Regions from separate parts of the Homo sapiens genome. Here region 2 is linked to region 1. A link is a loop called in an ENCODE intact Hi-C map of the cell type or tissue named here. Cell type or tissue: PC-9. All regions are shown on one strand. Links, peaks and the distances in the headings refer to the core of each region. The heading gives the core; the rest is flanking DNA.

Region 1 (5,888 bases), core at 497-5,496:
GAGTTTGCCGTGAGCTGAGATTGTTCCATTGCTCTCCTGCCTGGGAGACACAGCAAGACTCCATCTCAAAAAAAAAAAAAATGATATATTGGTCTTCTCTTCTCTGATATTGCTGAAATTACCTTTTTTCTAGACTTTTTGTAGATTTCATAAAAGTTTCTATGTATGTCATAATGTACACTGTAAATAACAAAGTTTCACTTCTTTTCTCCCAATATTTATGTCTTTTATTCCTTTTTCTTGCCCTATTGTATTGACTAGAACCTCCAGAAAAATTTCAAACAGAAACAGTAACAGAGAATATATTTGCCTTATTTCTGCTATTTGAATATTTCACCCAAAAGTGTGATGTTAACTGTAGGAATTCTGTAGATAACTTCTACATGAATAAGTCTTTTTTCTATGACAAATTTTTCAAGAGTTTCTCTTGAACAGGTATTCAATTTTTGCAAATGCATTTGTGAATCTTTTCATATCAGTGTATATTTATCTGTCCTTTAATCTGTTAATGCGTTGAATTGCACTGATTGATTTTTCAGTGCTAAACAACTAACTTTATATTTCTGGGATAAATCCCACTTGGACACCATATATTATGTTTTTTATATATGTCACGGTTTAATTTGCTAACATTTTGTTGAGGCTTTGTTAAGCCTATGTTCTTGAGAAAGAATGACCCTGCAATTTTCTTTTTCTCTTCTTTTTTTTTTTTTTTTTTTTTTTGAGACAGAGTATTTTTGCTCTTGTTGCCCAGGCTGGAGTGCAATGGCGTGATCTTGGCTCACTGCAACCTCTGCCTCCCGGATTCAAGTGATTCTCCTGCTTTAGCCTTCCTGGTAGCTGAAATTAAAGGTGTCTGCCACCACACCCAGCTAATTTTTCGTATTTTTAGTGGAGACAGGGCTTCACTACGATAGCCAGGCTGGTCTCGAACTCCTCACCTCAGGCAATCCACCCACCTCAGCATCCCAAAGTGCTGGGATTACAAGCATGAGCCATCGCACCCAGCTATGGTTTTATTTTTCACTACATATATGGTAAACTTCATCAGTGTTGCAGTCAAGGTCTGAAGGTTTATTTCATTTTAATTATTTTTGTTCCGTTCTTTGACTATGATTTCTTTAATAAATTAGTTATTCAGATTTTTTATTTCCACTTGTTAATTTTGATAGTATTTTTTCAAGCAATGTATTCATTTCATCTAACTTTTCTCTGCTATTGGCATAATGGTGTTCATGACATTCCATTATTCTTCGTCTTATTTTTTGAGATAGAGTCTCGCTCTGTCTCCCAAGCTGGAGTGCAGTGGTGCCATCCCGGCTCACTGCAACCTCTGCCTCCCAGGTTCAAGCAATTCTCCTGCCTCAGCCTCCCGAGTATCTGGGATTACAGGCTCCCGCCACCACGCCGTGCTAATTTTTGTATTTTTAGTAGAGACGGGTTTCACCACGTTGGCCAGGCTGGTCTCAAACTCCTGACCTCAAGTGATCTGCCCTCCTCAGCTTCCCAAAGAGCTGGGATTACAGGCGCGAGCCACTGTACCTGGCCCATAACATTCCACTATTAATCTTTAAATATATAAAGATTATATATTAATATATTTATATACATTTAATATTTATATTAATTTAATATTTATATTAAATGTATATAAAATCTCAGCGAGGACCACAGTTTTATTACTATTGGTTCTCTTTCAATCTCTTTCTCTGTCTTTTTCTGAGTGTCTCTTTTTCTCTTCGTTCATTTTTGCTGTGGATTAATCAATATTATTAATCTTTTCAAAAATTATTTTTTGACTTGATTTTTATATTGTTTGCCTATTTTCTGTATCATTTATTTCTGCTGTTATTTTGATGATTTCTTTTGCTTTCCTTACTTTGGGTTTAATTTGCTTTTCCTTTCCAGTTTTTTAATGGAGGAATTTAAAATATTGATTTTATATCTTCCTTAATTTGTAATATAAGCGTTTAAAACGATAAATCTTCATCCAAGTATTACGCTTATACTCTCACTGCATCTAACAAGTTTTGATAGTGTGCTTTCATTGCTTTTCAACCAAAAGTATTTTCTAATTTTTATTTGTGACTTATTTGTGGATTTATTGTTTATGTAGAGGTGTGTTAATACAATTCCAAATACTTAGGGATGTTTAAATATGTCTTATCACTATTAATTTCTAATTAAATGCCATTGTGTTTAGATGGTATAAATGGAATGATTTCAAACTTTCAGTATTTGTTAAGATATGTTTCAATGCCCAGTCTACAGTCTATTTTAATGAATGTTCCACGTGTATTGATTAGTGGTAGCATTCACTAGGGGCCATCTAGATCATGTTGGTTGATACTGTTTCTCAAATCATCCATATTTTTACTGTTATTTTTTTGTCTGCCTGTTTTATCAAATATTTAGGGTTGATAAAAATCTCAAACTATGCTTTGCATTTGTTTATTTCTGCCTTTATTTTTGCCAAATTCCCCTTCATGTATATAGAAGTTTAAAGATAGACACACATTTAGTACCTTTATTGTTCTCTGTGAACTTGACGATGCCTTCAACATTACAATTTTTTTTAACTTTTGGTAATTTTTTAATCAAAGTCTACTTTGTGTAATATTATAGCCACATTATGGTGTGCCATTTTTCACAGTTTTACATTCAAAATACTTGTTTGCTTATATTTTAAGTACATCTTATAAAAATACAGTTGGGTCTTCTATTAGTTTAAATCAATTTTTAAAAATTATACCTCTTAATAAGTTGTCTAGTCAATTTCTAATGTAATTATCAATGATTCAGTTGAGCTCTTCCATCTTGAAATTTATGTTTATTCCATTTCTTTCCTGCCTTCTGTTGGGTAAGTTGTGTATATTTTTGTATTCTATGTGTGGTAACATTTAGCTACATTTTTGTGCAATTTTTGTTGATCACCTTAGTGATGACATAAATTTTCTTTTAAGTAATCATGGTCTACATTCAAATAATTTTATATTATTTTTAAAACAATGTAAGAATCTTACAGCTATATAATTCAATTCATCCTCTCCCACTCTTTTTCTACTTTCTTATATTTTGTGGCTATAGACCCCACAATATATTATTATCATTTTTTGCTTTAAGCAGTCATTAGTTTTTAAAATATATATGTATATAAAAAATGAAGGCTCTACAAAAATAATTCTTTTATGTTTACCAAGATACTTACCCTTTCTGCTATTCTTCATTCCTTCCTTCAGTGGATCCTGAGTTCCATCTGCTATCATTTTCTTTTGGCTAAAATAATTTATTTTTGAGTACATTATAGTGTTGAATTGTAAATGTTTCAATTGCTTGAGATTTAATTTCTACTAAAAAATACTAAAACTCTTCCTGTGGAAAACTTCTGCATTTGGAATGAAAAAGGACAGTGTGGGCTGCTGTTTTTTCCTTTACCTTCTCATACAAAAACTTGGAAAGAAATGCTCCATTTCCCCACCACACAGAACAATGAAAGTTAGTCAGTGATATTTCAGATACCAGGATAATTGCTCACCCTCTAGGCATGTAGGAATCCCTCTGGCATATGGGAGAGCCCCTCACCTCTGGGTGGCAAATACCTAAATGCCACAGGGGTCTAAGCTGGGCAGAAAAGACATTCAAATGTGCCAGGTTGTGTTGGGCAAACTCTTTGTCTGTGCCTAGCAAAGACATATTTGCATAAGAAGTTAGAGGCTTCTTAGGAAATAATTTACCTGGAAGGAAGAAGAAACTAAACACAAACATCACTAGCCAAAAGGGGAGCTGGCTCCCTCAGTGTTTCCTTTAGAGAAGGAAAATCTAAAGAAGTTCATAACACATTTAGAGATAAGTGCTGACAAAAATATCACTGTGAATGTGATATCTGTAAGCAGGTCCTGATATGACAAAAAATGTTTGGTTTACAAAAAGATAAAGACGGAACTCTGAAGAAAAGACGGTTGGATTTGGCTGAATTGAAATGTGAACTTCTCTGTTCTAATTAAAACTTTGAAATTAACTTCAAGGTGAAATGAAACAAAAAAATTACATCCGAAAAGATCACAGAAAAGAATGCCTTTATTGAAAAATGTGTGAAAGCATGAAAAAGGGCCATTCACAAATGAAAAGAACATAGAAAAGAAACATAAAAGAGTGTTTTAAATGCCTGGTAATAAAAAATGGAAATTAATAACAATAGATACATTATTTCATTATTAATATTGGCAAAATGTTTTCATGATAACATCCAGTATCATGAAAGTCCATTCATGGATAAACTAAGGGACAAGTAAAACAGAATAATATTTCTGTGGAGCAAAATGGAGAAAGGTGTCACAGACCTTAAAGTGGTCCTATCTGTAGACCTTTTGATTGGACTTAGAGAAATATATATTAAAAACAAAAATTAAAAATATGCCCAAGATTTAAACTCAAAGTTATTAATTGTGGTTTTATTAATTAAGAAGAAAAATAGAGTTAAATGCAGTCTAATGATCTATAGAGTGGATGCCTTAATAAGCTATGGTTTCATTGATGAGATTCTAGGGAGCCATTCATAATTATTAAAAGAAAACAGAACAGCATAAAAGAAAAATCCTATAGTAATTGTTAAAGAAAAGGCAAGTTATAAAATACAATGATTTCATTTTGTTTTTTTTTAAGTATAAATATATCAATGTAAAAAGGTATTTATATTTAATCCTTATCAATATGCTAGTTAAATTCCTGGTACTCTAATGAACGACAAAACTATAATTATATCAGATGTTCATAGAAAATAAGGATTTTACTGGAAAATAGTAAAATGTACTACACTTGGAGCATAGAAAGTAATCTGTTGTGAAACGAAAGATACTACAGCATTAACAAATATCTACTTTGGAAGTTAACAATAGTGCTAATTTACTTTCTTCAATCTTCCAGGGAAATATTATTTTTAGCGCCCATTATATGGTAAAGGCAATATGTTCCACTAATTTTATGTCATTTACAGGTTACTCCTGGTTGGATGTTTCAACCCCTGTTAGTGTTTTGTGTTTTCATTTTGTTTTAACAGATTTCAGCAACATAAATGCCCCTCCCCTGGTCTTTGTACAAAGGCAAAATTTTGCATATCTGTTCTTTCACTTTTATATCAAAGGAGTGTAATTTAAAGAAATCTTGTCATTCTGCACTTGTTTAAGGATATTGAACTGAATCCTGTATATGTAAATAGGTTGTGGAATTTTAATTTTTGGCATAATGATGCAAAACAGTGTTATCTCAATACTTCAGTTGGCCAAGCTGGGGTTGGCAAGGGATTATTACACCGCAAAATATAAATCATGATTATCTGGGCAGACTTACAAATGATTTTTTTCCTCCCACTGTAATTTTATGTAATTTTCCAAATTTCTACAATGTCATCAGAAGAAGAAATAATGAATGTTATATAGGAACATATACACAGACCTGTAGTTATTGGGGGGTTCAATCTATTTTAATAGAAATCATTTCGTGGATGTTCTAGCTGGCAGTAATTGGGTGTTTCCTGCACGAACCAGAAGACACAGCAGCTTATAATGTCTTTTGGGGGCAATAGAAAGAGATAAATTTGTGTCTTCTATCCCTGAAAATATCATATTTGTCTGGTTTCAAGAAGAAAAGTGTAATGTAATAATTTGAGAAGTCAATAGCAATAGCCCACATAGGTATGCCCAATTTCATGGTGTACTTAAAGCTTGGAGAAATTATTTAACTTGATGTTGGCATAAATGAAGTTTGATGTATGAGTATGCCAATTCCCATTGAGATTACCATTTTAAGAAATAGGAATAAAAACCCAAAAGGGGGAAGAAAAAAAGAAAAAGAAAACATCCCTTCCTTTAAAGCAAAATTGGATTTTCAGC
Region 2 (5,888 bases), core at 315-5,314, 55 kb before region 1:
CCCAAGCCTAAGGTAGAGTTTCAGGGATTTGTCAGGCCCACCTTAGCCTGACTTAAAAGAACTGAGCAAAGTCTGCAAGAGTTTCTCCATCCTTTATAAAATGTCTAATGTCTGTGGAGACGGCACTGGCACTTAGAGAAGAAAGAAACGCTGTGCAATTTCATTGCCAGGTTCATAGTTTGAGTAACTCTAGTATGATTTTCTAGGTGTGGAAAATAAGGTTCTAAGAAGTTAAAGTAAAACAGGTCATCCAGCTAGAAAATAACATGGATGACACTCAAATGCAGGTATGTCTCAATTCATTTTCATACCCTCAAGATGGTTATACTCCACCTAAGAAGACAGGATTTCTAATTCTCCCTCTTTTTCTTTTCTTTCTAAATATTTGCTTAAAGTGCTTTTCTATTTAAAAATTATATGCCAGGGCTCATAAATTGGTAGATGATAAAATGAATTCCCATCCTCCCCATTTCCCTGTGCCCTCTCTCTCCCCTTCTCTATTTGCATTGGCATGAGAACTTCTAGTTCCACTAAATGAGTCATTTGGGACAAGAAAATTAATTTATTTGAGCAGATGTATATAAACGTTACTCAGAATAGAATCACAAAACAGCCCAGTATTTACATAAGGTCCCTATAATTGATGACCTTTTATAGTTTTGTGTGAAGAATCCAAGGAGCTGACTAAGAAGCTACATGGGAAATATCAACATGATTAGAAATACAGGCTCATCTCTTGAATCCCAATTCTGTGGTGTGACATGCAGTGAACCTAGAGAAAAACAGCTACAGAATTTCTCTGCAGAACAATACATTCTTCACCCTAAGTGAGCCAAAATCCAGTGAATATCATAGTCTGAGAGTGTCACAATTGTGGTATTGAACATTGTTAATTACAAATATTTAATTCCACTTTTTTGCCAACAGTAGAAAATATCCAAGTTTTAAAACAAAACTGAGTTGTTGCGTTTGCCTTCAATGGCACCATTCTATTTATATTAAAACTAATCATCTCTACTGCGTGGCATTTTCAAACTTCTGACTGTAGATTTTTTTGCACTAAACGAAGAATACTGTTTCAAAAAGCTCACGACTAAGCATAACTCTTATTTTATGGATCAAAGACTTTCCCTCAAGATTAAGACCTTTCATTTTGCAAGATTGCAGATTCTGTACTTCTCTCCCAAAATGAGAAAGAAAAGCCATGATTTGGATTTAGAATCCTTCCAGGCAGTGGGTGGAGTTTTCTAGGGGAAAAAAGAAACACGCTAGGTCAAAAACACCACAGATTTCTCCAGACACAGATGAGTACCCCTGATTGAATAGGAAAATACTTGAAAAAGGAAATAAAATCACTCGGAACTACTTTGAACAGGAATTAATAATCTGAAACTTTAATGTGTACATCATTATAGATGGTGCTTTATTTTGAAGAATTAAAAGTTGAAAGTACAATTCATTTCTCTAGAGAACTAAAGGCAAGAAGGACAACAAAGCCTATAAAAATAAACTTAAAAATTAAAAAAAAGGTAGAGAAAGAGCAAATTCTATGTAGGAACCCCTAAACAGATAAGTTTCAACAGAAAAAGATGGGAGCTTGGCAAGTTTTTATCAGTTCATTCCTGGCAAGAATTTTATGAAAACTCAGAGGAATAAATTTGTTTACTGCCAAGAGTGATAACAAAACAAAGCTCCATGACGAATAAATGTGAGGCTGTTTGAAGGTGCACAAATGAGTCCTTGAAAACAATAATGATGATACTTGTCTAATAAATAGACACAGATACTTATTCATACATCTATAAATTCTTCAAAAGGTTATTGAGTACCTCCTGTGCAAAGCAAAGACCTCCTTCCTGGAGATATTAAAATGAGAACACTTCCTGGAGAAAAAGATGGGTCCTGGCCCTCAAGGAGCTCACTGTTTAATGGGCAAGATAAGTGATTCCCAAATTAACAGAGCAGGTCCATGCTGTGCCAGAACATAAGGCATTGTGAGAACATGGAAGAGGAACTCAATCTACTACAAATAGCCTCACTCGGGCTCAGAGGCTAATCCTATGGGGTGTGAAGTGTCCACCTTTGCTCTTACAGGAGAATGAACTTTATTAACTATTAGTGGAAGGGTAGTGAAAAGGAAGTATTATCAGACTTTCTACACTAAGAGAAAAATTACAGAATGAAATGTAAGTAGTATACAGTTCTAGGTAGCCATTAAGGATCTCCATTTTAAAAAATTATTTTTTAAATAATTTATTATTTAATAATAAATTAATATTTTATAATTTATAAATTTTATAAAATTTTGTAGTTTAAAAATTATCATGTATTAATTAATAAAAAGTTGCATGCACTCATTATGGATTATAGGAAAATGACATAAAAAGAAAACTCATTTCTAATCCAGCCACTGCCCCATTCAACTTCTGATTGCGTATTTTCTCTGGGAATGTTTTTCTAAAAGATTCCTAATATTTAACTCTGTATTCTAAGCCTGTACTCTTCGATGTTCTTAGAAAGCATTTTATATTTCCTATGCAAACCCCAAATATTTTTCTACATTTCCACTGGGAAGAAACATGTGATTTCTTGAGTGGGTGTGTGGGATGCCAGTGCTTCCAGAATGAACGATGTGCTAAGTAATCCTGGAGACAACCTAGTTGATAAATCAGAACATATTTGTTTTTTTGCCATACTATTATGCACTATCTTATCAATGCATGCTTTATCTCTCCAAATATATGGTAGTGTCTGTGTGGGCTGGGATCATCTCTTAGAATATTTGCCTGTTCTATGACACTAGTACAATGCTAGGCATATAGTCAGTGTCAAAAAAATGCTTGCTAGATTGATCTGTCAGGTCTCAGACTTGGGTAAGAATTTAATCACACACCCTTGGCCTCACAAGCTCAGAGCTTGGCACTCAGTTTAACTGGCCTTAGATGAATAGGGATTTGAGGCAGAGCCACCTGGACCTTCACCCATGAAATCCTGGGACTTGCATGTTGTAAGCCTTTTAGGCTCTTTCAATGTTAGAACCATAAATTACCTAATTCTTCTTAACACCAATTACCATTATTTGATCCCTGAAACACTTGCATTAGTTGACCTCGAACTTCAGTGAGCTCATATCTGAACCTGAGTTATTATCTCTCCTTTTTTATTTTTTCAATTTTCCAAAGAGAAAGTACCCTGAGGGTGGCCTTCCTCTGAGGTGACAGTATGATGTAATGACATTCAGGTCACTGTGTCATGAGCCATTGTCCAGAAAGTGATAACCCCCATGTCCACTAATCCATCCTTGAATGCTGAGGTTGGATTCAATCTGGCAAATGGAAAGTGACTCGCCAAGCTCAGATATTTGCCCCAAACTAACTGCACAGAACTATTTTAAGCAACCTGTAAACAGCAGGAAAAAATCACAAAGCAGCAGAGAGAATTCAAGGCGATGCTCTGCTGCAGAATCATTTCCTGTGGCAGTTAAGATTTGTTTGGTTATCTTCTTCAGTTTGCTACTTAAAACAAAACAAAAAAAAATATATATATATATATATATATATAAAACAGCTCTTTTTTTTTTCCTCTTCCCTTCTTCCCCTCCCTTAGGGCCTCAGCTTGTGTCTGTGCATAAGTCCCAGGGTCTTGGGTGTCAAATGTCAGGCCTTGTACTGAGCTGTCAAAGAGAAGAATGGGCTGAGATGATTGATGACTGGGAGGCCTGAAACCCAAACCTCCACTGCAAATGCTTCTTTTACAAAAAAGCTGGGGCTACCCACAGCGCCTATATTCAAGGTCACTTCGCATACCATTACACCCACCACTGTAGGCTCCCGACAAGCCAGGCCATTCACACAGGGGCCGACTTCTCAGCCTCGCTCACCCCCTGTCTCTCCACCCCTCCTCTGCTCCCCTCACAAACCCATGCCCAAGTGTTGGAATACTTAATCCCAATCAAATAAAAAAGATGAGCACAAAGATATGTATTTTTTCATCTTGTTTGGTTTTGTCTTGTTTTTCTTCAGGCTACATTTGCTCTGAGAAGCCATGAGCTGGAGCTTTCTGGAGCACAAGTCAGATGACAAGATTATTAATGGGAGCAGGGCAATGTCATATCTGATTTCATGCATATTCATGTAGGGAGCCACACAGCTGGGACCATGCGCTGTGGAGAGGACAAATAAAGAGTGCTCTACCCCCCACCCCCAGCATGAAGAATGTCATTGTGGAGATGAGGAGCCTGATTGGAAAAGTTTAAGTAATTGTAGCCTTTATTTTGAAAAAAAGGGATAGAATTTGCAGAAACAACAACAAAACAAGGTTTGCTACCCTGGCCAAACTAAGTCAATACTAAGTTATACAGAACCTTGTATCTAAGGGTCACCCACCTAGAAGCTCTCTGGATTGAAGTATGCAGAGAGACAACTTTTGCACTTGGTGTCAACAAAAGAAGTAAATGTTTAGAAGCAAAAGAGAAAGAAGGAAGGAAGGAAGGAAAGAAGGAAGGATGGAAGGAAGGAACAAAGGAAGGAAGAAGAAAGAAAGAAAGAAAAAGAAAGAAAGAGAAAAGAAAGAAAGAATCAGCTTCTAATGACAGTTAAAACATGGACTGCTCTCCCAGTGAAAGATAAAGTATAGTTAGTTATGGATTAAACAATGTAAAATCCTAAGAGGGATAAAACTTAGTTAGTTACTAAGACCAGGATCCAATATCCTTTCAGTCCCAACAAAATAATTGCCAGGAAATTCCTTGCAATCTTAATTCCGTAGCCCAGACAAGCAACAAAGCAGTTGTCTGTACCCTAGGACTATTTTGGAAGTTCTACATGGTATTACAGAACCTGCCAATCATAGCTAAGAGACTGACCAGGAAAGAAAGTTACTCACAAAAGTGTATTGTGCAACTAACTAGAACGAAAATAAGGTTCTCAAGAGGCACCAGTATGAGAAGAACTGTTGGGAAGAATCTTCTTGGCCATCCACCTGGGCCCAAGCAACCACAGGGAACAGGGACCAATGAGAGGAGGCCAAATAGCTGTCTTCAAACAAGAAAGGTGGACACGTCTAATGTTCCCCTCTTTCTTATTTATGTATTCACTCATTCGTACATACATGTGTGCATGCATTCATTTTACTGTGAAAATCATTCTATTCTAGGACTGTTTCTTGGAATTATGTAAGTGATTATTATTTCAGAAATTTTCAGTTAAATATTAGCTATTAGCATAATGGAATTCATGCTGTATATTCATTATATTTAATTATTTAATATGGAGATCAAATAAATATGTTTCTACCCACTTAATATCTTCCGTATAATAATAAAATAGGTGATGGTAACCAGAGTTGACAAGTCACTCCCTCCCATATCTCCAGTTTCTGATTCTCAGTTAACTCCATTTGGGAAATATTGAGTAAGATGAAGGTGTGTGAAGCAAGTGGCAATTATTCATTTGTAGCTTTGTAGAACTTCTTAACTAGCTCTAGTTCGTATGAGAACATTGGCAGAACATATACAATATGATTTTGTGGGCTTGGAAAGTGACTTCTTCTCCCCTCCTTTTCTTCCTCAATCCATGTGTCAAATGCAGGAGTCTGTCTCAAACAATAAAGTAAATTGCAGGGACCCAAATTTCAATAAGCACAAATTCAAAATTTGCAGTTTTGTGTAGGTAATAGTTTTTTTTCTTTTAATTTCATCAAAAATATAGGTAGTGTAGTTAGTTAAATCAGATGGTTTATATTAAATCCTTATTAATAAATATCAAATATTTTAAATAGAATACTAATAACAAATTAAGTTTTATGAATCCTAATGATACATTAGGTTTAACATAAAATATATTAAATTTATATATTTATTTCTAATAAGAATGGAGAAATCATGGGGG

The links. Peaks named below come from ENCODE experiments on the same cell type or tissue, not always from the same donor. Only the 100,000 strongest peaks of a DNase experiment are listed, where the experiment ranks them.
Region 2: it touches region 1 in a loop (2.5-fold over the local background); 2 of 110 quality-filtered maps call a loop at or near these places.

Annotation. Positions count from the first base shown.
Region 1 is chr15:95,766,844-95,772,731 of GRCh38, forward strand. No RefSeq gene overlaps it. Among named protein-coding and RNA genes, the nearest start is that of LINC00924, 340 kb to the left of the region's middle. In PC-9, for the core only: no CTCF peak of the experiment used is centred there; a DNase peak (open chromatin) is centred at 3,608.
Region 2 is chr15:95,712,371-95,718,258 of GRCh38, forward strand. No RefSeq gene overlaps it. Among named protein-coding and RNA genes, the nearest start is that of LINC00924, 280 kb to the left of the region's middle. RefSeq lists a silencer at 3,580-3,809. In PC-9, for the core only: no CTCF peak of the experiment used is centred there; no DNase peak of the experiment used is centred there.